Regions from separate parts of the Homo sapiens genome. Here region 2 is linked to region 1. Evidence: chromatin loops called from intact Hi-C (ENCODE). Cell type or tissue: ascending aorta. All regions are shown on one strand. Each heading gives the region's core, and the rest is flanking DNA. Links, peaks and the distances in the headings are about the cores only. Region 1 overlaps ATG7 (autophagy related 7). Region 2 overlaps VGLL4 (vestigial like family member 4).

Evidence for each region. Peaks named below come from ENCODE experiments on the same cell type or tissue, not always from the same donor. Only the 100,000 strongest peaks of a DNase experiment are listed, where the experiment ranks them.
Region 2: a loop joins it to region 1, with 2.3 times the contacts of the local background. A loop is called at or near these places in 3 of 110 quality-filtered maps.

Annotation. Positions count from the first base shown.
Region 1 is chr3:11,502,044-11,517,677 of GRCh38, forward strand. All of the region lies in intron 20 of ATG7 (autophagy related 7), which reads left to right. Among named protein-coding and RNA genes, the nearest start is that of VGLL4, 130 kb to the right of the region's middle. In ascending aorta, for the core only: a CTCF peak has its summit at 7,224; DNase peaks (open chromatin) are centred at 7,218 and 7,778; H3K4me3 peaks cover 1,606 bases; H3K27ac peaks cover 4,840 bases.
Region 2 is chr3:11,589,366-11,604,999 of GRCh38, forward strand. VGLL4 (vestigial like family member 4) reads right to left here. Exons shown (of 5, transcript NM_001128219.3): 2 at 12,468-12,657. Among named protein-coding and RNA genes, the nearest start is that of VGLL4, 47 kb to the right of the region's middle. RefSeq lists enhancers at 3,852-4,383, 4,384-4,914, 11,910-12,508, 12,381-12,820, 12,509-13,106 and a silencer at 11,230-11,524. In ascending aorta, for the core only: no CTCF peak of the experiment used is centred there; DNase peaks (open chromatin) are centred at 11,276 and 12,736; H3K4me3 peaks cover 1,422 bases; H3K27ac peaks cover 4,764 bases.

The DNA.
Region 1 (15,634 bases), core at 4,445-9,444:
ATATGTTTATATATATGTTTGCTGTCATGTAAAATAACAGTAACATATGTCATTTATGTGATATATGCAAAACTCTGAAGGATAATGAGAGAATAAAAGTACAAACAAGAGCAACAAAAATTTTGGATCCTGAAAAGATGGACAAGAACGTTAAATTCTTTTTTTTTTTAATTTTAATTTATTTTTTATTATTATTATACTTTAAGTTTTAGGGTACACGTGCACATTGTGCAGGTTAGTTACATACGTATACATGTGCCATGCTGGTGTGCTGCACCCACTAACTCGTCATCTAGCATTAGGTATATCTCCCAATGCTATCCCTCCCCCCTCCCCCCACCCCACAACAGTCCCCAGAGTGTGATGTTCCCCTTCCTGTGTCCATGTGATCTCATTGTTCAATTCCCACCTATGAGTGAGAATATGCGGTGTTTGGTTTTTTGTTCTTGCGATAGTTTACTGAGAATGATGGTTTCCAATTTCATCCATGTCCCTACAAAGGACGTGAACTCATCATTTTTTATGGCTGCATAGTATTCCATGGTGTATATGTGCCACATTTTCTTAATCCAGTCTATCATTGTTGGACATTTGGGTTGGTTCCAAGTCTTTGCTATTGTGAATTGTGGCATTATTCACAAGAATGTTAAATTCTAAGCCAACCAGTAGAGAAAGCCAGTATTTCCCATAGAGCCTCCTGAAGACTTGGATTTGGGACTATAGATGCATCTGAAAGTGTGAAGTATGGGGCTTAAATAGGAGAGTTGGTTGAACTTCCTAAGAAGCAATTAGATCCCCAGGCCCCCACCTTAGCTTTTGTGCAATAGGACAGACAACTGCCCTCTCTTATTCCATTTTGGAAACTGAAAGTTTGCTTTCTGTTAAGGGTAAAACAGGCTTTTGGATTAGGATACACCAGCCAGAGTTGAAAGTAGCGTGTATACCACTGAAAATATGGGATTAAATGAATGTTTACATACCAGATACAGGGGTATCCAAGCTTCTCCCCACACTAGGATCCAACAACACAGGTGGTCAGGCTCAAATACCTTCCAGGCAGGAGAGTGGGCAGTCCTTCTCCAGAGCCTCTGACCAGCTCAAAAGAGCAGTTGTCGGGGGCTCTTTGAATGACAGTCGGCCAGATGACCCTATACTGAAGGCCATAGTGGACTTCAGACAGCTTCTGAGTACCTTCTCCTTAAGTAGGAGCAGAAACCAAGTATTCCCAGATGTCTAACTCAAAAAAGACTAGACTAAATTTGAAGGAAAAAAGACAATGTAAGGAGATAAAAATGTTACATGTCCCAAAAAATTCTACTATCATTTATGTTCTCAGTAAGAACATATAATATGTACATATATCTTATCCCTCAGTGAAAGAGGTACTACATTCATGAAACAAAAAATGCTATTAACAAAAAAAAGGATATTCAGGCCGGGCGCAGTGGCTCACGCCTGTAATCCCAGCACTTTGGGAGGCTGAGGTGGGCAGATCACGAAGTCAGGAGGTCAAGACCAGCCTGACCAACATGATGAAACCCCATCTCTACTAAAATACAAAAATTAGCTGGGCATGGTGGCGCGTGCCTGTAATCCCAGCTACTCAGGAGGCTGAGGCAGGAGAATCGCCGGAACCCAGGAGGCGGAGGTTGCAGTGAGCCAAGATCACGCCATTGCACTCCAGCCTGGGCAACAGACCGAGACTCTGTCTCAAAAAAAAAAAAAAAAAAAAAAATCAAATGATTAAAAGTACTCTTAGAAATTAAATATATAAGTTTAAAATTCAGTAGAAGGATTAGACAGTGAAATTTAGACTATCTTCCAGAAACTAAGCAAAAAGACAAAGAAATGGAAAATAAGGGAGAAAAGATGAAAAGATGGATCAGGCTAGAAGCAATATTCAAATAATAGAGTTTGCGGAAAGGAAAACATAGAAAACAGGCCAGAAAAAATAAGGAAGAAATTAAAGGCAGTTACCCACAATTGAGAGAAACAAATGTCTCCATTGAGAGAGTCTACCAACTGCCCAGAACAGTAGATGAGACTAGACCAACACTAAGGTTCATCATAGTGAATTTCAAAACAGTGGGAACAAAAGACAGTCGAGAGGGGGAAAAAAGTTGATATACAAAGAATAAAAAATCAGAGTTGTTTTTGGACTTCTGAATAACTACACTGGAAACTGGAAATCAATGCAACAATGCTTTCAAACAATAAAGGGAAATTATATCTAATCTACAAGTCTGTATCAAGCCAAACCGCTCATTGAATATGAACATAGAATAGATACTTTCAGATACACAAGATCAGATAAACAAAACATTTGTCTCCTAGTCACCCTATGCAAACCATTGGAGGATGAACTCCAGAAAAGTAAGAGTAACCAAGAAAGGGAAAGAGATGGAATATAGGGAATGGGAGATCCCACAAAGGAGAGATTGAAAGGCATCCTCAAAACAGTAGCGAAGGGAAGCCTGGGGTGGCAGCTGGGCCTGAAGCACTGAGGATGACTAGAACAGACTGGATCCAGGCCAGAGGGCTCTAGGACAGATTGTGTTAAGATGAAATGGCTTGAATACCTAATGTGTCTGAACATATATTTAGGAGGTTTAGACAGTTGGCAGAGAGTTTGCGATTAAATTATTGATAAGTACATAGAGACAAAGTAGAACAACAGAAAAGACAGTTGTTAATTCCAGGGAAAACAATGTTGTACAAGAAAGAATAAGTAATCCTAGTATATTACATGGCTTACCTAGATACAGCAATTAAACAGTCAAAATAATGTCAACACTGGATGTAGATCTAACCAAAATTATAGTATAATTATGTTGAAATGGTGGAAAGATAGGGAGGCAAGAGTTTGCCATGACAGGGGTAAGGGGGCTCACAGCAGTGAAAGAGCCAAATCCTCATTTACCGAGCAAAATGGGAAATATATATAATGCCTAAACCTGAAAAGATCGAGAAGTCAAGAGGTGACAATATGAGCACGTTATTTTAACATACAGAGGTAACTAAAAGTATCAGGTAAGTCTCTACGGAGTATAGTATGGAAGCTGGGAGCCTGTTAATTTTCATAACAAGCCTTGGAATTATTTGGCTCTTTAAACTATGTTCATACATAATTTTACTCAAGTGAAAACGTTTTAAAAAGAACAAAAGTGCTATGAGAATGGGCAGACTGGGTTTTTAAAGGACGAGTAGGAGTTCTATAGGCCTAGGGAATGGAGGAGTGTTCGCGCAGGTAGAGAAAAGAAGACTAGCGGTAAGCCAGGTGTATCCTGGCTCTAAGGAAGCTTGGGATGTAGGATATAGTCACACTTAAGTATATGGGCTTTTCTCCCTTGGTGTCTGTGTTGTTTAGAATTGAAGACATGGACCTTTTGTTACTGATAAAATTATAACCTATTACTATTTTTGGTTATTGTTTTAACATAACATTATTCTTTGAATTGATCTCAAAGAGAGGAAAATGAGAGGTCACTGAAATGACCCTGGCAGTAAAATTTGCTGAAAAGCAGCGTCCTTTACAAGTCCTTACCTCCGACCGCAAAAGAGTCTTCTAAAGACCACTCTCAGCCCTCAAGGGTCCTTGCAAGTCAGTGACACCACAGGAAATGGGAACCTTGCCAAGAATTAGGGAAATTCAGGTGTCTGCAAGTCCCTAAACCCTAGGGCCAAAAAAAGGATTTGGCAGATGTTTGTGTGTCCTGGAGGCAGATGGATGAAAGTATCAGTAGGCTCCGTGGCTTAAGTGCTAGTCAGTGCTCGCCATTGGTCTTTTGCAGTCTTGTCACTTCTGTCTGGAGGCATTCAGAGAGCTGAAAGGTACACAGTGCAGTGGTAACATCTGGAATTGACCCCTGGCTCCACCATCTTCATGATTAGTAAAGTCACTAAGCCCCTTTGAGAGCAAGATCAAGGCAGTCACAGTCACAGGGGCATTATGAGTATCACGTAAAGTCATGTATTCATATATGGGAATGCTTTGTAAATAGAACATTTCTGTATAAATCTTGCTTTCAGTTAGTGAGTTTGTGTATTTTTTGAGTTGGTCTCTCTGTAAATGTGCCTTCTTTCCCTAGTACATTTATTATTACTGAGTCCAGGTACGTTTGTGTATTAGTTAAGGTATAGGCTAAGGTACTATAATAGACCCCAGAATATCACAGTTTAAACATGGTAGAAATTTGTTTCTCCATGTAACAGTCTAGAGCTGCACCATCCAGTGCGGTGGCCACTAAGCACATTTGATTATTTAAATGTAATTCGAGCAAAATAAAAAGTTAACTGCCTCAGTTGCACTGGCCGCATTTCAAGTGCTTAGTAGCCTCTTGGCTAGAGGTTACTGTATTGGACAGCACAGATAAAACATTTCCATCATTGGTTGGGTGTGGTCATCCTATGTGCTTATGCGTATCAGCACTTTGGGAGGCCAAGGTGGGCAGATCACTTGAGGTCAGGAGTTTGAGACCAGCCTGGTCAACATGGTGAAACCCCATCTCTACAAAAAAAAAAAAAAAAAAAAAAAAAAAAAACCCAAAAATTAGCTGGGAGTGGTGGCAGGTGCCTGTAATCCCAGCTACTCAGGAGGCTGAGGCAGGACAATCACTTGAACCCAGGAGGCAGAGGTTGTGGTGAGCTGAGATTGTGCCACTGCACTCCAGCCCGAGTGGCAGAGCGAGACTCTGTCTGAAAACAAAACAAAGCAAAAAAATGCTTCCATCATCACAGAAAGTTTAGTTGGGCAGCCCTGGTCTAGAGGAGTGGTCTAGAACTTGATGGGTGCTCTGCTGTACAAGGTCATCCACAGGCCTGAGTTCCCTAAATATTATTGCTCTGCCATTCCCTAGGTAAGGATTCATAGCATTTTTTGTGCCATGGATCACTTTACAGAGTGACAAAGGCTAGGGACCACTTCACAGACTAATGCTTTTAAATGTGCAAAATCAGGCTGGGCGCAGTGGCTCATGCCTGTAATCCCAGCACTTTGGGAGGCTGAGGCAGGCAGATCACTTGAGATCAGGAGTTTGAGAACAGCCAGGCCCAACATAGTGAAACCCCGCCTCTACTAAAAATACAAAAATTAGCCAGGTGAGGTGGCACGCACCTGTAGTGCCAGCTACTCAGGAGGCTGAGGCAGGAGAATCGCTTGAACCCAGGAGGCGGAAGTTTCAGTGAGCTAAGATCACACCACTGCACTCCAGCCTGGGAGACAGAGTGAGACTCCATCTCAAAATAAATAAATAAAAATTTTGTTTAAATGTGTAAAATAAAACACAGAGTTACAAAGGAAATTAATTATGTTGAAATACAATTATCAAAGTATTTTAAAAACCCAAAATTTATGACATAGTAATATGTACTTTATTAATACATCAAATAATGATCTAGTGTCAATTCTAAAGGCTATTTTTGTAATTCCAAAGTAGTGATGAGTATTTGTGATATTTCAAGACAATCCATAAGTATAATGTGATATGAAAATACCTATAATTTCTGTTATTGACAGAGTCATGGACACTGCTAATAATGTGGTTTGTTCCCTCCATTATAAGTGAAGGAAATGCTAAAGTTATGGGTGTTTTTTGTTTTTGTTTTTGTTTTTGTTTGTCCTTCCAAATTTAAAGACCAGTGAATTCTATTCATGGACTCCTTGAGGGTCTGAGGACCCCAGGGTTAAGAAGCCCTGCTGGGAATTATTAAAGCTAGCCCAGCAATTTTAAGTCCACACTCTAGATGTGGGAAGGAAGAGAGGAAATGGAAGGCAACCATTTCCTGCTTAAAGGACTGGACCTGGCAGTTGCTCACATCCCATCTCATTGGCCAACATTAGTCACATGGGGTGTAAGGCATGCTGGGAAACACAGTCTGTAGTTGGGCAACCCTGAACCTTGCTGGTAATTAAAAAAAAAACAAAAAAACAAAAAACAAAACAAAACTGGGAGAGTTCCATCAGTAAAAGGAAGAAGGGAAGAATGGCTAGTAGGATAAACAACAGCCTCTACCACAGCTTGGCTCATCTCTATGGAATTAAAACAAAAGTGTTTTTTCAAAAATGTGCTGTTTACTCTCCGACACTTTGTATACCTTCAGGTCTACAGCAGATGTCAACAGGAAGCATTTCACTCTTACTAGCTATGGACAGGCCCCTATGGTGGTGCCAGTTCGTGAGGCACACAGTGTCTAAGGTGGGGGGGTGTCCAATCTTTTGGCTTCCCTGAGCCACGTTGGAAGAATAATTACCTTGGGCCGCACATAAAATACACTAACGATAGCTGATGAGCTTAAAAAAAAAAAAAAAGAAAAAATTCATACTGTTTTAAGAAAGTTTACAAATTTGTGTTGGGCTGCATTCAAAGCCATCCTGGGCCACATGCGTTAGACAAGCTTGGTCTAAGGGATATAGCTTTATTTTTTAAATAAGAGACAGAGTCTTGCTCTGTGGCCCAGGCTGGAATGCAGTGGCCTGATCATAGCTCACTGCCTACCACAAATTCCTGGGCTCAGGTGATCCTCCTGCTTCAGCTTCCGAAGTAGCTGGTGTACCACCATGCCTGCTAATATTATTATTATTTTCTTGTAATAGAGACAGTGTCTCACCATCTTGCCCAGGCTGGTCTCCAACTCTTGGGCTCAAGTGATCCTCCTATCTTGCTTTCCCAAAGCGCTGAGATTACAGGTGTCAGCTACCATGCACAGCCCTATGTAGCCTATTTTGAACTAATAATCCTCAGTTCTGTGCCTGTAGTTGCTGACAGAGCCAACACTTCACAAGTGTTGGCTTCTGAAGTGTGTTTGTCTCTTGCTTAAAGCAAACTCGGTACAACGTGATCTGCACTTACAAAACTAATAACAAATTAATAACAAATTAGATCTCTGCTCCTGTTACCAATGACCAATATTCTATGTGCAAGAGAGCATAAGTAGAAGGAGACAGACTTTTTCCAAACAAACAGATCCCTTGAGCAAATGCCCTTTAAACTTTAAAATAACAACCCCCTTGGGTTGTGCAGGCCTTTAACTTTTCAGAGAGCTTTAAGTACCTTAACTCTTCTTATTTTATTAAAACACCCAGGTCATGGGTTGGTTTTTTTTCTTTCCAAGTTAGTTAAATAAATAAGCAATTATGACGCAGCGCCACATGGCCAACAGCTTTTAGCTTATAAACATAGAGTTTGAAAAGCAGTACTTAGAGGCCAACTTGGTTGGCTGCTGCCGGCAGGAGGGAGCCGAGCTGTTCCCGGCCCAGATAACACTTAAAGGGCCAGGCAGGCCCTCATGCATGCACATTTGTCTACATCCAGGGAGCTGTTTTTTTTCTGATGCAACATGAATTTCAGTGTGGTTTTTTTTTTTTTTAAGTGCCAAATTGTGAGCTCCTGATGGCCAGCCACTTGTGTCTTATAAGCCTCCACAAAGCCTGGTGCAACTCCTTGTATGTCACAGACATAGACATGTTTGCTGACAAATTGTTTGTATTTTATGAGCGTTTATAATGGCCTTTTAAGTAAGTGACGTTTTAGAGTTTGCTGAATGAAGAGTGATTTTTATTTAGTCTCAGAGGCACAGTTGTTTGGTGTGGTTGGTTTTTTTTGGCCACCCCTCCCCCAATCTATCTCTAATTTTAAGATGTGATTCACTAGGAAAATATGATTCTGTTAATTGAATTCATTTTATAGCCAACTTTTCAGGAACCTATCTATTTCTGTAAAGTGAGAGCCACTTGTAAATGTACCGTTTGGTGCCAGCACTCAAATTTTCCCTGACTCAGTTGCTCCAGTGGTGTTTAAATATCTTCCCATAAATCAGGCAGCCAGCGCTCCATACTTATTTACTGGGTCTTGTGATTCAGCCCAGGATCCTGATAGTGATCTTGGATGGGTGATATAAATAGACTAGGATTTGCCAATGGCTATTTTTATCAGGGAAGCTTTCTAAGTTGATTTCTTTGAACCCAGAACAACTTCCTCCCTCTGGCTTCCCCTGTTTTCCTCCAAGACTAGGGAGATCCTTTCTTTATTCTGCCCGCCCATCTTCTGCCCCTCCCCCAGCCAGCTGGTGTCTGCAGAAATTAGAAGGAAGGTACGTGCCTGACACAGAGTTGCCTGAAATCATATATCTTTACCCCCTTTCAGGATCATCTTTCTTTCATCCGGCCCAAGAATGGCACCTTCCCCGCCCATCAGGCCACCTGCACTCAGGAGTCGGCTGCCTGTCCTGAAATAGATCTCTACCAGCTCTCAAGCAGAACAATTCCTTGCATTCATACTTGAATGTATAATTTGTGTTATTACCTCTTATTTGTCTTTGTAAGTTTGTCCCTGCCCCAGTTTAAAAAAAAAAAAAAATCTGAGTTACTGCTACTGAACCAAAGGGCCTCATTCGAGGTCTTCTTTCTCCCCACCCCCTCCCCCATCCCAGTGATACAGATGCTGCCTTGTCTGGTCAGGCCTTCAGGGAGGATGTCCTGACCCCCTCAACCCCCCATCTCCAAAGCTGTCCCCTCGCTCTTTGTGCAACTCGCCGCCCACATCCAGCACAGTAAAAGCAGGCTGTCAGCTGGGAGAGGCTCGCCTTGGAGGACTGTCCTTTCTTTACATCCTCTTCCCAGGGCTTCATGCTGCAAAACAGCACATTCTCAACATGAAACAAAAATGGATTCTGTTTTCTTTTTCACCTAGTGTTTTTGGCCATACTGTTCTTGGCAGTCAGACTTCCAGGCTTGGGGTAGAATCGATAGCTTAAAAGATAAATGTTTACACTGGTCAGCAATGTGCCATTTGGAGCCTTGGTGCCCCTGGATAATTTGCCAGAGTCTGTGGCTTTGTGTCCGGAATTGGTGGGTTCTTGGTCTCACTGACTTCAAGAATGAAGCCGCGGACCCTCGCGGTGAGTGTTACAGCTCTTAAGGTGGCGCGTCTGGAGTCTGTCCCTTCTGATGTTCAGATGTGTTCGGAGTTTCTTCCTTCTGGTGGGTTCGTGGTCTCGCTGGCTCGGGAGTGAAGCTGCAGACCTTCGCGGTGAGTGTTACAGCTCATAAAAGCAGCGTGGACCCAAAGAGTGAGCAGTAGCAAGATTTATTGCAAAGAGCAAAAGAACAAAGCTTCCACAGCGTGGAAGGGGACCTGAGCGGGTTGCCAATGCTGGCTCAGGCAGCCTGCTTTTATTCTCTTATCTGGCCCCACCCACATCCTGCTGATTGGTAGAGCCGAGTGGCCTGTTTTGTCAGGGCGCTGATTGGTGCGTTTACAATCCCTGAGCTAGATACAAAGGTTCTCCATGTTCCCATCATATTAGTTAGATACAGAGTTTCGACACACAGGTTCTCCAAGGCCCCACCAGAGCAGCTAGATACAGAGTGTCGACTGGTGCATTCACAAACCTTGAGCTAAACACAGGGTGCTGATTGGTGTATTTGTAATCCCTGAGCTAGATATAAAGACTCTCCATGTCCCCACCAGACTCAGGAGCCCAGCTGGCTTCACCTAGTGGATCCTGCACTGGGGCTGCAGGTGGAGCTGCCTGCCAGTCCCGTACTGTGCGCTCACACTCCTCAGCCCTTGGGCGGTCGATGGGACTGGGCGCCGTGAGCAGGGGGTGGTGCTCGTCGGGGAGGCTCCGGCCGCACAGGAGCCCATGGCGGGGGTGGGAGGCTCAGGCATGGTGGGCTGCAGGTCCTGAGCCCTGCCCCGAGGGAAGGCAGCTAAGGCCCAGCGAGAAATCGAGCACAGCACCGGTGGGCTGGTACTGCTGGGGTACTCAGTACACCCTCCGCAGCCACTGGCCCAGGTGCTAAGTCCCCCACTGCCTGGGGCCAGCAGGGCTGGCTGGCTGCTCCGAATGCGGGGCCCACCAAGCCCACACCCACCCAGAACTCCAGCTGGCCTGCAAGCGCCGCATGCAGCCCTGGTTCCCGCTCGTGCCTCTCCCTCCACACCTCCCTGCAAGCTGAGGGAGTGGGCTCCAGCCTTGGCCAGCCCAGAAAGGGGCTCCCACAGTGCAGTGGGGGGCTGAAGGGCTCCTCAAATGCCACCAAAGTGGGAGCCCAGGCAGGGGAGGTGCCAAGAGCAAGCGAGGGCTCTGAGGACTGCCAGCATGCTGTCACCTCTCAGCTTCACCCACCCAGTGACCTTGAGTCTCCTTAACTTTCCAACTAGCCTACCTCCCAGAGGTCCCCCACACCCCTCTCCCCTCCTTCGGCCAGCCCTGAGGGCCAGGCCCTTTCTCACTTCCTGAACCAAGTACTGGAAGTAGAAGAAACTGTTGTCAGGCTCCGAGTTCCACCTCTGGGTCAAGGGCTCCAGAGCCTGGTGCTGCAGCTTGGCCAAGGGAACCCAAAAACCAGGTCAGCAGTACATCCACTCTCTGAGCTTTGGTTCTGTCATTGCACAGGATTAATGTTCCATCTCAGATTAACTCTGAAATCAAATGAGGTAATGTATTAGTACTTGTGTGTACAGAATTGGTGGGTTCTTGGTCTCACTGACTTCAAGAATGAAGCCATGGACCGTCGCAGTGAGTGTTAACAGTTCTTAAAGCGGCACGTCTGGAGTTATTTGTTCCTCCTGGTGGGTTCGTGGTCTCGCTGGCTTCAGGAGTGAAGCTGCAGACCTTCACGGTGAGTGTTACAGCTCATAAAAGCAGTGTGGACCCAAAGAGTGAGCAGTAGCAAGATTTATTGCAAAGAGCTAAAGAACAAAGCTTCCATAGTGTGGAAGGGGACCTGAGCGGGTTGCCATTGCTGGCTCGGGCAGCCTGCTTTTATTCTCTTACCTGGCCCCACCCACATCCTGCTGATTGGTCCATTTTACAGAGAGCTGATTGGTCCATTTTACAGAGAGCTGATTGGTGCGTTTACAATCCCTGAGCTAGACACAAAAGTTCTCCAAGTCCCCACTAGATTAGCTAGATACAGAGTGTGGACACAAAGGTTCTCCAAGTCCCCACCAGAGTAGCTAGATACAGAGTGTCAATTGGTGCATTCCCAAATCCTGAGCTAGACACAGGGTGCTGATTGGTGTGTTTACAAACCTTGAGCTAGATACAGAGTGCCGATTGGTGTATTTACAATCCCCTAGCTAGACATAAAGGTTCTCCAAGTCCCCACCAGACTCAGGAGCCCAGCTGGCTTCACCCAGTGGATCCCGCACCGGGGCTGCAGGTGGAGCTGCCTGCCAGTCCTGCGCCGTGCGTCTGCACTCCTCAGCCCTTGGGTGGTGGATGAGACTGGGCGCCGTGGAGCAGGGGGCGGTGCTCGTTGGGGAGGCTCGGGCTGCACAGGAGCCCACGGGAGGCAGAGGCTCAGGCATGGTGGGCTGCAGGTCCTGAGCCCTGCCCCGCGGGGAGGCAGCTAAGGCCCAGGGAGAAATTGAGCGCAGCACCAGTGGGCCAGCACTGCTGGGGGACCCAGCGCACCCTCTGCAGCCGCTGGCCTGGGTGCTAAGCCCCTCATTGCCTGGGGCTGGCAGGGCCAGCCGGCCGCTCCCAGTGCGGGGCCTGCCAAGCCCACGCCCACCCGGAACTCCAGCTGGCCCACAAGTGTGGCGTGCAGCCCCAGTTCCTGCTCCCGCCTCTCCCTCCACACCTCCCTGCAAGCTGAGGGAGCCAGCTCCAACCTTGGCCAGCCCAGAAAGGGGCTCCCACAGTGCAGCAGTGGGCTGAAGGGCCCCTCAAGTGCCGCCAAAGTGGGAGCCCAGGCAGAGGAGGCGCTGAGAGTGAGCGAGGGCTGCGAGGGCTGCCAGCATGCTGTCACCTCTCACTTGGAGTGCTTTATGAAACGTAGAGAGCATAACAACAGCAAGAATATCGTAGCTGCTGTCTTATGAACATCTACTGTGTACCAGGCACTGGGTTTCTTTTTTTGAGGCAGCATCTTGCTGTGTCACCACTATGCAGTCTTGATCTCCCACGCTCAAGCAGTCCTCTCACCTCAGCCTCCCAAGTAGCTAGAAGAACTACAGCTACTCATGTGCCACTATGCCAAGCTAATTTTTTTTTGGTTTTTTAGTAGAGACAAGGTCTCAGCCACTGTGTTTAGTTTAACACATGACTGTCTCATCTAATCCTGATAAATACCCTTGAAAATATTAACACCGCTCTTTTATAGGTAAGGAAAGTCAGGCTCAAAAAGATGAAGTAAGTGGCCCAGGATGACAAACGAAGGAAAGTGGTTGAGTCAAGATTGGAATCTGGCCAGTGTGACTTTTAGACCCATGTTCTCATCTACTAAGCAAACTGTTTTCCTTCCCATAATCAGGATTTGCAAGAGAAGCATAATTAACTTTGAAGATGGGCGTTTGCAATTCATTTTCTTGGGATGCCCATCTGACCTTCCCTTTTCAGATCAGCAGGCAGTTTCCTGTGCTTAGGACTCATTCCCCTCTGCAGAAGGAACTCTGGTGATTTTCCCACCGGGAGAGGGAGACATGAGATGTGGCTTCCTGTTCCAGGAAATACCGCCCAGTCTTTTTACCCACCCTCAGCCACCCCATGCACTATGTTAGTCATAGTCAGTGCATGGCGCTAGCCAGCTCTATGGTGATTCTGCCGGGTAAGCCACTAGCTGTTGAGATGACCAAAGCTCAGAAAGTGCTTGCTGCATTTCTGTTTCTGTTGTTGACAGTGGCCTGATATGCATAGCATACTTACATAGCTCCACTTTTCAGAGCCTCTGGCAGGTACAAATTAATCAATCCCCTGGCACAGCACAGTGCTAACCACAAGGAGAAAAGAAAGAGAAGTATGTTCCACGCAGGAGAAACTGCCAAGTTGCCAAGTGCATCTGGTCTAGGTTTTTTTTTTTTTTTTTGGAGAGAGAGTCTCGCTCTGTCACCCAGGCTGGAGTGCAGTGGCATGATCTCAGCTCACTGCAACCTCCACCTACCAGGTTCAAGTGATTCTCCTGCCTCAGCTTCCTGAGTAGCTGGGATTACAGGTGCGCACCACCACACCCAGCTAAATTTTGTGTTTTTAGTAGAGACAGGGTTTCACCATGTTGGTCAGGCTAGTCTCGACCTCCTTACCTGGTGATCTGCCCTCCTCAGCCTACCAAAGTGCTGGGATTACAGGCATGAGCCACCGCGCCTGGCCTAGGTTTTAAAATGCTTCGTTCCTGAGAAGATCTGATAGAAGTTGAATTTTAGTTTTAATTCAAGAAAAGGGACACTATAACACTTAGCCACTTTTCAGTGTGTTCATGTCTCAACTGAGAGGTGGTGTCGGTGTTTCTACTCACTGTGTCTCTTGCGCGTGTGTGTGTATGTATGTATTTTTGAGACAGAGTCTCGCTCTGTTGCCTAGGCTGGAGTGCAGTGGCACGATCTTGGCTCACTGCAACCTCCACCTCCCCGGTTCAAGCGATTGTCCTGCCTCAGCCACCTGAGTAGCTGGGATTACAGGCCCGTGCCACCACGCCCAGCAAATTTTTGTATTTTTAGTAGAGACGGGGTTTTGCTGTGTTGGCCAGGCTGGTCTTGAACTCCTGATTACAGGTGGGATTACAGGCAGGAACCACCCCGCCCAGCCTCAAGTGTATATTGACAAGACATTGTCCCAGGGGTAATGACAGAATTGAAAATGGTGACATGGGGCAGTGGGCTGCACGGCCACATGTATACATTAAGCCTCATAGAACTGTTCTCTCTTTCTCTCTCTCTCATACACATACACATCAGTTTTATCACATGTGAATTTTTAAAATATTTTAAGTAAGATGGACCCTTTTCCTCAAAGAGTGTAGGTACAGTTTAATGGGGGATAAGACAATGAATTCTCTTGCTGGGCTAAAGACAGTCTAAACCACAAGAGAAGTTGAAAAAAGCAGTGCTGTGGGGCTTGAAGCCAGCATGAGACACTGCTGGCCACGGGAAGTCTCAGCCTTGATGGTTGGGTAGTGTGTGCTGAAGATCAGAAAGTTTGTGGAAGGGCAGGGTAGAGGCATGGGGGAAGGACATACGTTTTGGGAACAGCTCACATTCCTTTTTAAAAAAAAAAAAAAACAAAAAAACATAGGACATAGTTCCTAAGCTGATGTTTGTTGAGCACCAACTCTGTACCAACTGCTATGTTAGTTTCTGGGGACTCTGAGATGGAAAGAATGCATCCCCAACTCATCAGGGAAGATATACAGATGGCAAATAAACACATGAAAAGATGTTCCAATAGCATTAGGAGATATACCTAATGCTAAATGACTAGTTAATGGGTGCAGCACACCAACATGGCACATGTATACATATGTAACAAACCTGCACGTTGTGCACATGTACCCTAAAACTTAAAGTATAATAATAATAAAATTAAAAAAAAAAAGATGTTCCACATCATATGCCCATTCAAATGACTAGATACCATGTAAACACCTACTAGAATGGCCAAAATGCAAAACACTGACAACACCGAATGGTAGTGAGAATGTGGAGCAACAGAAACTCTCATTCATTGCTGGTGGGAATGCAAAATGGCACAGCCACTTAAAACTAAACACACTCTTACTGTGTGATCCAGCAATTGCACTCCTTGAGATTTACCCGAATTAGTTGATAATAGGTCCACACAAAAACCTGCACTTGATGGTTATAGCAGCTTTATTCATAATTGCCAAAACTTAGAAGCAACCGAGATGTCCTTCAGTAGGTGAATGGAGAAATAAACTGTGGTCCATCCAGACAATGAAATATTCCATGATAAAAATAAATGAGCTATCAAGCCATTAAAGACATGGAGAAAGTTTAAATGCATATTACTAAATGAGGCTTGGCGCAGTGGCTCACACCTGTAATCGCAACACTTTGGGAGGCTGAGGCAGGTGGATCACTTGAGGTCAGGAATTCAACAACACCCTGGCCAACATGATGAAACCCCGTCTGTACTAAAAATCCACAAATTAGCCGGGTATGGTGGCACGTGCCTGTAGTCCCAGCTACTCGGGAGGCTGAGGCAGGAGAGTCACTTGAACCTGGGAGGTGGAGGTTTCAGTGAGCTAAGATCGCACCACCACACTCTAGCCTGGGCGACAGAGCAAGACCCTGTCTCAAAAAACAAACATATTACTAAGTGAAAGAAGCCAATCTGAAAAAGGCAGCATACTGAGTAATTCCACCTGTATGACATTCTAGAAAAGGCAAAATTATGGAGGCAAAAATTAGTTGGGGATGGTAGCGCATGCCTGTAATCCCAGCTACTGGGGAGGCTGAGGCAGGAGAATCGCTTGAACCCAGGAGATGGAGGTTGCAGTGAGTCGAGATCGCATCACTGCACTCCAGCCTGGGTGAAGAGCCAGACTCCACCTCAAAAAAAAAAAAGAAAAGAAAAGAAAAGAAAAAAACAATGATGGAGACAGTAAGATCACTGGTTCAGGTTAAGGGAGAGAAGAGGATGAATAGGTAATGCACAGAGGATTTTTGAGGCAGTGAATTAAAAGAAAAAAAACTCGATCCCTGTCCTTACGGATCTCTGGTCTAGTCGGAGTCAGCAGGCACACAGAGGCCTGCTGAGATGGAGAATCGATGCTCAGATTCTTCCTCTGTATCCAGAAGAAGCCAGAGGAGGGTACTGCCTGGCCCTGGGAGGCTTCACTAGAGGTTTTCGAGAGGAAGATGCACGTCTAAGGTGTGACGGGAAAGGGCCA
Region 2 (15,634 bases), core at 8,609-13,608, 91 kb after region 1:
GTGAATTTCTCTGAAAGCCCCAAGCATTAAAGATGGCACCCAGCAGCCCCAAGTCACGGAATTAAACACCATTTCATGTTCATACTTAAACTTTACAGCACCAGAGCCTTGCAAGTCTGAAGGTTTGTGATAAGAGAATTTTGGAACCAAATAAAATGCTCCTTTTGTTAGGCAATATTTATGGGGCAAGTATGCTCCAAGGAATATTAAAAATAGGTCTTATGAAAAGGGGATGAAGGATTCTGTCTTAGCTTGAGCTGCCATAACAAAATACTGTGGACTTCGTGACTTAAACAGACGTTTGTTTTCTCACAGTCCTGAAGGCTGGCAGTCTGAGATTCGGACGCCAGCATGGTTGGTGACTGGTGAGGGCGCTTTTCCCGGCCTAGAGACAGCCGCCTTCTTGCTGTGTCCTTATGTGGTGGGGAGAAAGCAAGCAAGATCGCTGTTTCTTCTTATAAGGGCACTAATCCTAACAGACCAGAGCCTGCCCTCATGACCTCATGAAACCCTCATCACCTCCCAAAGGCTTCATCTCTAAAGAGCATCACATCGGGGGTTGAGGCTTCCACACGAGAATTTTGAGGGGACACCACTCAGTCCATAACAGATTCAATGGCCAATTCCATTTGAGAAACTCGGCTAAACAGTGTTTCTGCGCATAAGACTTCTCAAAGCCTGAAAGGTGCTAACATGCAGGAGCAGACCTGGGAGACTGAGTTTGGGACCACCGAACTTTGACCAGGGAACACTTCCGTTTCCCTTAGAGCATCTTGAGAGAAGAGTGTTTTGAGACAGTCTGAGCAGTGGCGAGGGGTGTCACTCCAGTTGTCAGATGCAGCTGAGGAAATGACTCCTAACAAGCTAGAAAACTCATAACCATCCCTAGTTGGGTTCAATGACATGGAAATTTAGGGATGCAGCAAGATTTCAGTTCTCAGATGTGCTTCTACATTGACCTGACGTAATAGGAGTTGGTTTGTCCTTTCTACTTGGCCTTGACCCAGTTTCTGGAGCTTGTTTCTATGTAGATTCATTAGCTGCATTATTCTTAGGTCTCTTCAAGAAGAAAGGCAAGAGGTAGTATAAGAAGTTGGAGGAGAGGGCAGTAGCAACAGTTGCTTCCTTCTATTCTGCAGTATGTGTTGCCTCTGCTGGGGCTGGAAGGCTCGGATCCAGAACTCAGATCCCTTGTCTGGCACAGTTTCTAGCTACTGCCAGACCCAGAACATTACTGCAACATTAAGCCCTCTAATTATGTTTTGGAGACAATCTGTGAAGAAATTTCAAAATGAAGAGTGTGTGTGTGTGTGTGTGTGTGTGTGTGTGTGTGTGTGTGTGTGTGTTTTAACCCATAGAAACAGCAAAATGGAGAGAGAGCAAGACCTGCCATTTAACTAAAAACTACACCAGATACAGAATGTGGAGCTTGTAAACCACCTTGCTATGTTCCAGCTGCCATGTGACACAAGCAAATAATTGCTTTATCAGCAAGAAATTAGAGGAAAATAAAAGAACCATCAATAGCCACACCTAGCCAAATTTGTTAGCATTTCTCTTCCCAGTCTTCAATCAAATCTATTAATGTAGATTTGGGACAGCACTTCATATACATTCAGGACAAACTGGTTTTGTGTCACAGTAAGAGGTCTATGAAGGTCACAGGCAATGTCGAGGTTAATCCTCTAGCTACGGATAAAAAGAGCTGCTACATATGTGCCCAGAGCAGAAGCATCTTCGCGAAGACAGCATTCCAAAAAGCACACTCAGAGGATCAGGAAAACAGCAGAATCCTGGGTTGTTTTGTTTCCTTACATTTTGAATACACTTGCATCATGTTAAAAGGTGACTCTGCACAGACCAATGCACATTCTGTCACATACCCCAAACGTCCTCTAATAGGCGTTCCTCTTTGAGAAAAAAGTCCTTTCAAGGTTTTCGTCCCACTTTTATAAACTTCATGGCACAGATCAGAACCACAGAGGCTAAAGCCTAAGTCCCCAGTGCAGCCTGGAACAGCCTTTGTTCTGCTTCTCTGACTCCTGTCCCCCCTTGGCATTTCTTCATTCTGTGTCGTCGTTTGGCCAGAAAAAATGCCAGCAGCAAGATGGGGAACTGCCTTCCCAGCTCTCTGCGAAGACTCTTAAGGCAGAAGCGAGGCCTGCTGGGAGAAGGCTGATGTCAGCTCTTAAGAGCACAGCTCCCTGCTCGGATAAGGAGGCCTTTGTTTTCAGCTCAACTGTGAAAATGAGAAAATGCCTCTAGCCTGACAAACAAGAAACCCACACAACACAGGTCAGGCCTGTGACCTTTACTTAAAGGTACCACACTCCATTAGCAAAACACTTCCAGGGAATCTGCAGATCCAAGAGTGGCCCTCAGAGAAGAGCAGCTCTGCTTCCACCTCAGGAAGGCAGGTTACAACCCTGAAGCAAACCTCACAGAGAATCAGTTCCTCGGTGACGATCCTCCCTAATGGGAATGGAAACACACACAACTGACATACATGGGGCAAAGTGGGGGGATGCTAAAGAAACTAAAAATCCCGATGTAACAACAATATTGCAGTTTCCACATTAGTAATTTAGGACAACTACATTTATGACCATAAAATATCCTCTTAAATCCCCAGAATGCCTTTGGGAATACTTGTAAGATACAGTATGAAAGTAAAGAATATAGAATTTCAGCACTGACCCTACCAAGTTTAGACTATGCCAAGGAGGCGTGGCAGAAAGAAAGAGCAGATAGTTTGAAGGATTCCATTCCATAGGCTTTGATTTATGAAATCTAGAGGGAAAAAAAACACATGTCTTCAAATACTTAAAGTAAATTATAAAATGCTCCAGTTTGAATCTTTTAGGCTAAGGTTACTATTGGCTTGGGCCACTAACTTAAAATTGGGCCACAGATTTTAAACAAGAATTAAAACAATCTAAAAAGCAGCTTCCCAAGCGTAAAGAAAACCCTTGTTTGTTCCTGTGGGATTCTCACCTGTACAAAGACTCATTTCAGGCCTCTTGGGGGCAGCTGGACAGCACTCCCCCTTCCACAATCCCTGAGGGAACCCTGGTGAGGCTGTGGGGACCTGGAGTGTGCCGAACTACTAACGTCCCGGGGCCTCCACCCCTTTACTTCCCTCCATCCTCCTTTGTGTGTGCTAAAATGAACAGTCCCCACCTCCCAAATATCCTCAGTAGTGTGTGGTTTGAGAGTGCTTAGGCTGCATCGTCCCAAACTATCAGGCATTAGGGTCCAGTATCGAATGATTCATCGCAGTTGGATATGTGTGCTATTAGCATAAATATCCCATGGTGGCTGACAGCACTGGCTCTAGGATCACACAGCCTGAGTTTTGAATCCTGGCTCTGGTACTTACCAGAGTGTGTGACCCTGAACAAGTTACAGAACTCTCAGTGTTACCATCTGTAAAGGAGGGATAACGATAGTCTCCACCTCATAGAACTGTGAGGATAAAACGATCGTGCCCATGAAGCACGCAGCACAGTGCCAGCGCACAAGGGCTCACGAGTTGCTGTTACTAACAAGCCCTGGAAAAAAGCCCTCCCAATTCTCTGGATGCTGAGAATCAGGACCTATCATCATTCTCCATGATGAAAAGTTCACCTCTCTCTAAAGCTTGTGTAGACATGAACACAATAACTTGTTTTGCCTATAAATACACATTACTGTTTACGACGTCCCAGCTGCTAGCAGGGTCAAGGGACTAAAATAACCTCAGCTTTTCCATTTCCTCTGGGTTCACTTTTAACCTGAAATGAGGAATTGCTTCCTTCACTCTCATGGAATTTGTGAAATAGTCTCTTGGTAACTGGTCCATATACATCCAAACTAAAGGCTCTAAAGACATAGAAGCAACAGCTGCCAAAGAGGGTATGATCATGTTGCCAAAGATTTTACATCCAGATACCAAAAACTACAGATACTGCAGAACATTTGAGGTCTCATATATATAATCAACTCTTCTGCAAAAGATAAAGAAAATCCAGGGAAAACCCCCAATCCCATTTTAGCCAATCATCAATTTCTTCTTCTTACTGAGTTCCTATTATATGCCCAGCACCTGATTTCAAAGGCTTCCTCCAACCTTTTGTTAAGCTGAATGAATTCGTGGTTTTGAGTTTGTTTTTCCCTCTTTTTCTATTCACCCCTATGGTGAGAAAAGTGAAGTGACAGGGCCAGGAAAAAACAAAACAAAACAAAACACCAGATGAACAATGAAGGATGAAAGGACAATGCAAGCAAAGGAAGAGGGAGGGAAGAGGAGGAAGAGGAGCTGCAACAGGAACCGGAGAGCCCAAGCCTGGAATACACACTCAAGGGCACACCAGAATCGGGACATCGGGCTCCAGCAAACACTTCAAAGGAAGCGTCATAGAAGCAAAGACAACAAGGGGCCCATCTCACACCAGGACCGTGTTTCAAAGGCCCCCCATCAGCGAGGGGAGGCTGCGTTTTCTTTCACTGGGCCCTTCCTCGTTCATTATGGGTTGCTCAGTGGGTCTGTGGCAAACACAGCTGGATGGAGCACAAGGCTAGTGACCATGGCTTTGATCCCAGTGTGAGCCTAGGGGCTCTGCCCTATTCTGTGGCCGGGGGCAAATACACTGTAAATATATACTGCTGATCAAAGAGAGGATGCCTGCTCCAACGGGAACGTGGGCTCAAACAGCACTTCCCCTAGAGACAGGGTCCAATTCAAGTCAACATAAAATTATTTAGCACCTAACACATGCCAGACATTGGACTGGTCAAGTGTCATCTTAAATACATGATGTGCACCTCTAAAGCTGCATGTAATTCCCCAGGTGGGATGTAGCTATGGCATCATCAAATGATCACTGGTGTTGGTGTCACACACAGCAGGGTTAATCCCAGCTGCCAACAACTTAGACACATCATCCTCTCACAAACTCAATTTTTGCTTTTATAAAATCAATCTGATATAGACAAAAAGACAGAGATAGACAGATAGATGTAGAAATGTGCCTACCTAGTGTAAAGGGTCACAATTATTGTGAGAGTTAAATGAGATAATATATTTCAAGTGTCCAACACACGGCCAGTCTGAAGTAAGCACTCAATAAATGTTCCCTTCCTCACAGGTGACACATCCCACTCTAAGTCTACACACACACAGGTGACAACCTCTTCATTTCAGCACAGAGCCCTCTCAAGGTTCTACCCACGAAGCAGCCTAGAATGACTCTCACAACCGATATGAATTTACCATACTGTTACACTGCACCCACTGTTTGCCTTCAAGAGTTTTAATTCTATTACAAATACACAAGATATTAAAATGCACGAGGTCATCCATTGCAGCACTGTTAGTATTGTAAAGCACCTGAAATTGCCAAAATGTCCAAACACAGGGGACTGGTTGGATGAGCTTTGATGCATGCAGGTAATAGAGTGCCACGCAGCTGAAATCCAGAGTGAGGAGCTGGTAGGAAAAGATTTCCATGATGTGTCATTGAAAAACACGAAGGCGGCCAGGCACGGTGGCTCACGCCAGTAATCCCAGCACTTTGGGAGGCCGAGGCGGGCGGATCACCTGAGATCGGGAGTTCAAGACCAGCCTGACCAACATGGAGAAACCCCATCTCTACTAAAAATACAAAATTAGCCGGGCATGGTGGCGCATGCCTATAATCCTAGCTACTCGGGAGGCTGAGGCAGGAGAATCGCTGGAACCCAGGAGGTGGAGGTTGTGGTGAGCCGAGATTGCCTCATTGCACTCCAGCCTGGGCAACAAGAGTGAAACTCCATCTCAAACAAACAAACAAACAAACAAAATAAGAAAACACCAAGGCTGAAGTGAGTACACACAGTAGGCTATCGCACATGTAAGAAAGAAGGGGAAATGCAGAGAAATGCAAATCAAAACCACAATGAGATACCATCTCACACCAGTTAGAATGGCAATCATTAAAAAGTCAGGAAACAACAGGTGCTGGAGAGGATGTGGAGAAATAGGAACACTTTTACACTGTTGGTGGGACTGTAAACTAGTTCAACCACTGTGGAAGTCAGTGTGGTGATTCCTCAGGGATCTAGAACTAGAAATACCATTTGACCCAGCCATCCCATTACTGGGTATATACCCAAAGGACTATAAATCATGCTGCTATAAAGACACATGCACACGTATGTTTATTGCAGCACTATTCACAATAGCAAAGACTTGGAACCAACCCAAATGTCCAACAATGATAGACTGGATTAAGAAAATGTGGCACATATACATCATGGAATACTATGCAGCCATAAAAAATGATGAGTTTATGTCCTTTGTAGGGACATGGATGAAATTGGAAATCATCATTCCCAGTAAACTATCACAAGGACAAAAAACCAAACACCGCATGTTCTCACTCATAGGTGGGAATTGAACAATGAGAACACATGGACACAGGAAGGGGAACATCACACTCTGGGGACTGTTGTGGTGTGGGGGGGGCGGGGAATAGCATTAGGAGATATACCTAATGCTAAATGACAAGTTAATGGGTGCAGCACACCATCATGGCACATGTATACACATGTAACTAACCTGCACATTGTGCACATGTACCCTAAAACTTAAAGTATAATAATAATAAAATAAGATAAAATAAAAAAAAAGAAAGAAGGGGAAATGATAAAACATTCACATATTTGCTTGATTTACCAAAACAGAAACACAAGAAGGATGCTTTGCTTCCAGGGAAGGGAGTAAAAGGTGTGAACAAGACAGGGTAGGGAGTAACATTAAAAGCACACTTTTTAGTACAGTTTTAACTTTGGGGAGCATGTTCATATCTTACATACTCAAAAAATAAAATTTGAAAGGATGGAAAAAGTCTAAAACTGAATGCAAACAGAAATGAATGAACCTAACAATATATTTCAAATAATACAACAATACTGAGGAGAAAAGGGAAAGTAACTCTTCAAATTCATCCTGTGACTATTATACCCTCAGCATGGGAGAAGGAAAAACCATAAACAAATCCTGAACTCTTTTTAGTTTGTTTTTCAAAGTGGTATTGGCACCATGCTTCTGAAACTACCTGAAGTGCACTGCAGGAGTGGACCATGAGTACATGTGTGGATGTAGTTCTTACTGGTGAACCAGGGAGATAGAGTATGGAACGGGGAGGGCGAGGAGGAGCTCGGGAGAGTTGGGTTAGCCCTGGAGCATCGCCAGGAACTCATTATCTCCTAGCTCTTTCCATGGAAAGGATCTAGAAACAGCACTGTTCAATAGAACTTCTTGTGATGATAGAAATGTTCTGTATCTGTGCTGTCCGATATGGTAGCGAACGGCCACATGTGGCTACTAAGCTTGAAATGTGACTCCTGCAGCTGAGGAACTAGATTTTTAATTTTAATTTAAAATCAACACCTGTGGCTGGTGTCTGCTGTACTATTAGACAAATCAAGTCTAGAAGCAATGTGATCATAGTAACAATAAGTTACCATGAAAAACTATGTAATCCATAGTAACGATAACACCTAGCACCTGGATCTGGGCTTCTAAATCCTATTCCCCACTAAAAGGATCTGGAGTCCCCTGGAAAAACGGCTAATTCCATGGCTGGAGCAGGTAGGCTACAAGATGAGCCTAGAACAACTTGTAGGCCAGAAAATAAGAAAGTGCTCAACAACCACAAGGAAATAATGGAGGTTATGACAAGGACATAGGACCAGTGGACAGGGTTCTTGTTTGTCAACTCTGGGACAGCTACAATTCATTCAGTAAGACAGGAACCCCGGAGTCCATATGGATAATAAGTAGATAAATAGGCAGGCAGGCAGGAGAAAGGGGAAGAGCTCTTTCTTACCAGATTGCACTTGAATATCAAGGGCCATTAAAAAAAAAACTTACTGATTTTTCCACAAGATGAATCCCACTCCACCTCTTCCCATCCTTTAATCCACTCTTTCCAAACACAGAGTACTTTTCAACTTCCAAACAGACATTCATCTTCTTAAGACTTTTCTTAAGAAATAAACAGAAATAATGTATTTCTCAGGGTCACCGTATTGGAACCAACCCAACAGTGTCATGGATAGGTTAATGGATAAATGCAGAAATTGACCTTTCTAGTCTTAAAACTTAAAACTTACATTTGTTTTATCTGAGGTCTTTAAGAAAAGACCTTCAGTCCTCTCAAAAACAAAAAACAAGTGTCAAAGAACTGAAGCCCACCAGGTAACTACATCCAGACAAAGAGATGTGGGACCGTCCTTCATCATGATTGTGTCCTTGCTCCTCCCAAGTTCCTATTTGTTAAATCTTGTTTCATTTCTTCCCTGCTATATAAACCCCAGCTTTAGTCCATCAGGGAGATGGATTTGCCCCATCTCCTGGACTGTAGCACCCAATGAAAGCCTTCTTCCTTGGCAATACTCCTCATCCCAGTCATTGGCTTTCTGTGTGGTGAGCAGCAGGACCCAGACCAAACCCCTGGTGGTTCGGTAACAATATCAACAAAAAAATTAATAATGAGTTCAAATACACCAGGTCCTAAGAGGCTGGAATAAAATCCCAGGAATTCTAATTTTCAAAATTCTGAAGAAATCACTAAGGAAACCTCTCTTTTTTTCCCCTTCCCCTAAATCAAACTGGATAGAACTCAGTCTTACTCTCTGTTGCCTTTTTTTTTTATAAGACATCATCTCGCTCTGTTGCCCAGGCTAGTGCAACGGCATGATCTCGGCTCACTGCAACCTCTGCCACCTGGATTCAGGCAATTCTCCTGTCACAGCCTCCTGAGTAGCTGGGACTACAGGCGCACACCACCACACCCAGCTAATTTTTTTTGTATTTTTAGTACAGACAGGGTTTCACCATATTGATCAGTCTGGTCTCAAACTCCTGACCTCATGTGATCCGCCCACCCTGGCCTCCCAAAGTGCTAGGATTACAGGCACGAGCCACCTCGCCCGGCCTCTGCTGCTTCTTACTCTGGCTCAGAGCCACCTGATCTCTCCATCTTTCTACTAGAAAATGTCTCCATATGATGCTTATAATAAAATGCAGCCAAACCGTGCACCTTTCAGGCCTTGTTAGCTAGCTACCGAAACTATTTTTTCTTTCTTCCTCTCTCTCTCTCCCTTCCTTCCTTTTTTAGAGGCAGGGTCTCCCTTTTGTACCCTGGCTGGAGTGCAGTGGTGTGATCACACCTCACTGCAGTCTTAAACTCCTGGGCTAAAGCTATCCTCCCACCTCAGCCTCCCAAGTAGCTGGGAGCAAAGGAACACTCCACCAGGCCAAGCTAATTTTTAAAATTTTTTGTAGAGATGGGGGTCTTGCTATATTGCCCAGGCTGGTCTCAAACTCCTAGGCTCAAGCAATCTGCCTGCCTCAGCCTCCTAAAGTGCTGGAATTACAGGCATGAGCTAGCACACCCAGCCAAAACTCTTTTCCAATAACACTCCTTTCCCCAGAATTATTATGACTGCTTTAGTGATAAAATACATCACATTTTCATTACATGTTATTAACAAACTCTAAGAAGATAAAGCACAAAAACCATTTTGTAATCTCCTTAAAGAGATACACTAGGCTATTCCTTTTCAAATAATTATGAATCTGTCATTTATTGCAGATAACTTCTTAGGCATTAAATATAAAGGAGGGAGCATGCTATAGCCCAAATAGGAAACATTTCATCAAACAGCAGCACTAAATACCCTACAACACGAAGAAGTAAGACAGGCAGCATCTTTCCAATCTGCCTGTGAAATCTGTCATTAGGCTCTTAGAAAACACAGTACAAACAATGGTAATGTTACTAAAATAACTATCACACAGTAAACAAGTAACACTCAGAAGGACCTAACCACACGCCAATCGCCTTTCCTCCTTACACTGTACACTTAAGAAAATACATTTTATAATATATATATTTTTTACCACAATAAAAGAAAAATGAGGGGGGAGTCACCTGGCTGGTGTAAGGGAGTCTGAGAGAGGAGGTTACTCCTGTTTCTATTTTCCTAAAACTTTGCATAATAATGTCAATTGTGATTTGCACATAAAATTTGGCGATTCTATTATTTACACTTAAAATTATTTATAGTGTCATCACAGACCCGTACCTCAAAGTCTTATTTTTAGCCACCAAGAGAGCTACAAAATTATTTTCTTTTTTTTTTTTGAGACAGAGTCTCGCTCTGTCACCCAGGCTGAGTGCAGTGGCGCGATCTCGGCTCACTGCAAGCTCTGCCTCCAAGGTTCAAGTGATTCTCATGCCTCAGCCTCCCGAGTAGCTGGGATGACAGGCATGCACCACCACACCCAGCTAGTTTTTTGTAATTTTAGTAGAGACAGGGTTTTGCCATGTTGCCTAGGCTGGTCTCGAACTCCTGGCCTCAGGTGATCCACCCACCTTGGCCTCCCAAAGTGCCAGGATTACAGGTGTGTGAGCCACTGCGCCTAGCCACAAAATTATTTTCTGAACATTTTAATATTCTAATAATAATATTAACAATGACTAAAGCTGAGTACTTACTATCTGCCAGGCACCATTCTTAAGTCCTTACAATAATCCTATGAGGAAGGAATTAATATTATCTGTGATGAAAGATAAAGAAAGTGGGAATTGAACCCAGGCATTTTGATTAAAAGGCACATACTATCAAACATTAAATCCACCATATATACATATGTATATTTTCTTACTCTCTATCATCATAACCAGTATCTGAACAATGGAATAAAAATAACAACCCCCATCAACAAAGTGCTATACCATGCCAAGCTCTTTGCATATTTTAACTCTAGTCCTCGTAATAGCTCTATACATTAACTATTATCATTGTCATTGTCATTGTCCAATGACAAGGATATCACTGTCAAGGATACTGGGCCCAGCTAAATTAAGTGACTTGTCCAAAGCCTCACAGCTGTTGTGTGGCAGAATCAGGATTTAAATTAAGGCATGTTTGTCTGCAGGCTGCCTTCCCCTTTCTTACTTATGAAAAGAAAAAGAAAAAAAAAAAAAGACCAAATGTTCTTATTTGGGTTTGGGAAAAGCAGATGGGAAAGTATAAGAAATTCGTGGGAATAAAAGAATGAACTGCAAGAGCTGAGCACCCAGGAGTTAAGCTAGCCCTGCCTGCGGAGTGCACTGTTTGCAGGGCCTTCCTGCTGGATTCCTGATGGTAGCAAATTCCAGGGCTCCAGACTGCAGGCTCAGCCTCTGACTAACACTGCAGTGATTTATTTGAGGATAAATACCTCTGTCAGTGTCTTATGACTGAACACAACAGTCCAAGCTGACTGGAACGAGCGGAATGCGAGGACGCTGGAGCTGAGGCAGTAGAGGCGGGAGCTGGGCCACCTCTCTGCGGAAACTCTGCCTCCAAGGAGGAGCCCTCACAGGAAGGTATTCCTGTGGGGAAAAAGCAGTGCCCTCAGGAATTGGAGCATCTTGAATAATGAGGAAACACTGACTCATGCTAGAGTGAGCGCTTGGGAAGGGGGAAGGAGGAGGACCTCTGTACCTGCACACACAAAGCTACTCCCTCCAATACTCAGTGCAACCTTGCCAGGATTGGCAAGATAACTCCAAGAACACCAACCGCCCTCACCACTGTACCCGTAGACTCTCTGGGCAGCTGGTGGGGCGTCTCCAAGTCCTGAAAACTGGGGAGAAGCCTCTCCCTCTGCGAGGAGGGTGTGTGCCGAGAGGAGAGTGCAAAGGGGAGAAGCCGGGTGCACGGAAGCGGGAGGCTTTTCCAGTGGAAACATGGTGACGTTGCACAGATTCAGGGATCTGTGGTTTCAGCCCGTGTTTCACAAATAACAAAACTGAGGCCCAAAGAGTTGAAGCAATTCATGTCAAGAAGGTAGACAGTGTCAGTGGCAGATCAAGGACTGGCTGGATGTGGTGAGTGGCACCTTGTCATGAGCATAGGAAGCTGGCTTCCCTTTATGGGAAGGTCCCAAGTTTGTACCAGGGGCACATAAGGTGGGATGAACACTTCTTCGTGTGTACAATCCTAGACTCCTGAGTAAGAACTTTACAGACGTCTGCTTGGTCAAAAAGGTGCTGAGCTTCCCTTCTATTTGTCTGGTGCACAGTGACATTCACTAAATGTTGATTCTCCTAAAAACAATCAATATGTATGGGCAAAAAAAAGCGAAGCTTAGCAGATGACTACTCGACTGCTCGCAGAAGCTCTAAGGGGACATTAACTTCTATGGAGTTTAACATGCGGAAGGTCCTACAAGTAGGCTGGAGGGAAGCCAGACTTCCACCTCACCGCGAGTTATCAAAATGAGTTTACTACCTTCTTTTTGGCAGATGAATACTATTTTTCTTTTGTAAATAATATCCTTTTCAAATAAAGTATGCAAATGATAACATCAGAATTAGCACAAAGTTGCAAAACAAATAAGGCCCCAGCACGGAGCACCCTTAAGCCAAAATAAGAACAGAGGAACTCACAGATGGGGGTTGAAGATGCGACTCATTTTGGAGACGTGGTCGTTGTCACAGTCTAGGTCCTCGTCACCTGGCTCCATGCTGAACTTCCTCTTGCTGGGGCTGATTGGGGGAGGGCCGGTGCGGTGACTGCTGAGGGCAGAGGCCACCGGCAGGGTCTGTATTCTGGGTTCTCCCCTGAGAGCAGCTTCGCCTACGCAGAGAGAGATGATGTAGTCACTAAGCAGGAGAAAGGCCCCCATCTCAGTCCCCCAGGCTCCCCGCCCGCCCAGCCAGCCCCTTACAAAACTACTCCCAGTGGAAAGTTTTTGGCAATGGGACGGGGCCGCCTGCCATCCTCTGAACATGGTTTGAGTGTGGTTAGCTGCCAACCATGAGACATTTTACATCAACGTGGTTTTCTAGCACAGTCACTCTTTAGGGTAGAGTTTAAAATAAAAAGTTGCAATAAAATAGCAGGGGGGAGGCAAAAAGCATTTTCTGTAAACAATTTCAAAAGTTAATTTAAAACACCAAAGGTCTTTTCACGTGTGGGTATTCCACTCGATACAGATAGGAGAATGACCTCACTGCATTCATGAAACCACTATGCCCAACTCACTTTTCCTGCTTGTTCTGTTTTTTTTTTCTAATATAGTCTTGGTATTTAATTTCTTTTAAAAGAATGAGGAAAGTGTGTGGGCTAACAGTTCACACATTTGTACCGAAAGTTAAAAGAAATATAAATACATCGTTTAATGGGAAATAAATGTTTAATTCTTACAGTACGCTAAATATTGCACATTAAAATATTATCAGCACAAAGCTTCGGCATATAACTTATCGCAAGCATAATACGTGGGTAGGTGCAGTTCTGAAACATGTTTCGAAGTTAGGCAATCAAATTAGGGTCCACATTTCCATTTGATTTGACATCTTGGCGTTTTTCATTATTATTTTAAAAGGTTTTGTACTAGGCAATCACTTTGTGCCTCGCTGTGAATTAAAATAAGCATAGCCTTTCATAGTAATAAAGCTTGTGTACCTTCTAAACTTTATAAAGACGAATGATTACTTTAAGAGAAAACTTCAAACTTTCTAAGTCACATGGGGGGAGCACCTAAATTTTTCACAAATAATAACCCTTTTGTTGTGCTGTACATTTTGGTCTCTCGGACCTGACCAATTTTCTTTCCATTTGGTCACAATTTGAGAGTAATACGAGGATAAAGTCAACTTCATCCGAGGCCTTGTGGTACCTAAGAAAAGGAATCTTTGTTTGCCACCACTAATTTTCATATCATCACAGATGTGTGGACAGTGTTAACAGTCATTTACTTCATACACATATGACAAATATGATTTTGTTGGAGAAAGGAGTGAGGAAAAACCCTCTGAATATTTACCAGGAAAAATAAAAACTTGGCCAATTTACTCAGCAAGATATAAACTAGCAAATATACAGTGACCCATAATACACCTCCAGCCAGGATTTCTTTTAAGGATTCTGGCCCCAAAGCAAACTGGAACTTTCCATTTTAAATGAGATACCTAAAACACAGGCCTCACGCTGGCCTGCCACACTCAGAAATTCAGTATGATCTTGGTTGGCCTATACTCCCTATTTAGTAATTTTCATTTTAAAAAACAAAAAAAGCAGTGCTCATCTTTATACCTTCATAAATTAGAAAAATATCCTTTCTAATTATCTCCGTTATTTGTGATACTTCCTCCTCCACAAAGAGAGAAGAGGGTGTTTCCAAGGGAAAGCTTCAGAAGCCCAAGCCCAGCTAACTTTCTGGGAAGCCCTGATGATACCCCCAGGAACGCAGCAACTGCAAATCAAACCTCATCAAAATGGCACCAGCTGACCCTCCTCTCCACCCAGGGTTTCTCAACACCCCTGGCAGGATGCGAGGGGATGAGGAGTCCTCGGGCTTGGACCCCCGAACTGTGGTCATCATTTCATCAGATGCCAGCTGTGTAGCAACAAGAGTTGCTATGGAAAACAACCACTACAGCAACAGACTGAAATCACTCCAAAAAAGGAGCCGTCACTCATTCCACCAGCATACACTGTGACGCGGAAAGCAAAACCCTTGGGTTAAGAACAACATTCCCACTCCCCTCCCCAGTTTCCATCCTAGTAAAAATTCTCGTGCTTGTTTGCATTTTTAAGTTCATCCAACGGATGCAGTGCTTATCTTTAAGACTGAATCACTGATGTCTAACATCGAAAAAAATTCCACAAGAATCCTCAGAAAACACTGGAGATTTCTAACCCACGGGTGGGGGTGGGACCAGGGCTGGGGCTACAGGCCCCATGAAGGCACTCCAGGTGTCCTTCACCAGGGACTGTGACAGACGCCTCCACCAGGTCCCGGGGAGACGGTGGTAAATGCGTGCTGTAGTACTTCAGCATCTCAGCTTGCCGGCGCCGGAAGGAGCCCAGGAAGCACGGTTTGCCTCATTTGATGGATGACGAAGCTGTGCCCCAAAACATAGCGTGACTTACCCAAGATCCTCCAGTTAACAGGTTAGCTGGAGGCAAGAACCCATGGCCTCTGCAATCAGACAACGCCTCATCCTAAGACTGTGCAGCCTCACACAAGGCTTACAGCAAAGGAAAAGAATCCGCACATAAGGTCAGGGACAGGTCCGTTCAGTTATGTGCCTTTATGCATCTTTGGGGCCCCTCCCTAGATGGCCTTAACCCAACACTTGTATGTTAGACAAGAGTGGTAACTGTTGTATGTGTGGTGGGGTTAAAATTATTTTTGTAAAACTGAAGCAGACATTTGTTCTGGGAGATAAGACACTTGCATTGCAATCTTGACTCCTCCTTTATTTAGGATGGGGTGAATTTGGGCACGTGCTTCCCCTCTCTGGGCCTCCCTCCATACAACAAGGGGCTGGACTAGCTAATGTGTCATGTTCTTTCCAGCTCTTAGAATTACTGATGCAATTCTATGATCAACAAGTGACCAACCAACTAACCAACATTTACAAAGAAATTGCTACTTGTGTAATGGTGAACTAAGACAGCAAAACTCAAGGTATGTACCTCAGATGTTATTCATCGAAAAAAACAAGGGTGACCCTGGGGTCAAATAAATTTGGAAACCGTGAGATTGAACAACTTTTACAGGAGTTTAACTACAGGCCTTTCTGTCTTCTAATGCATCTCAGTC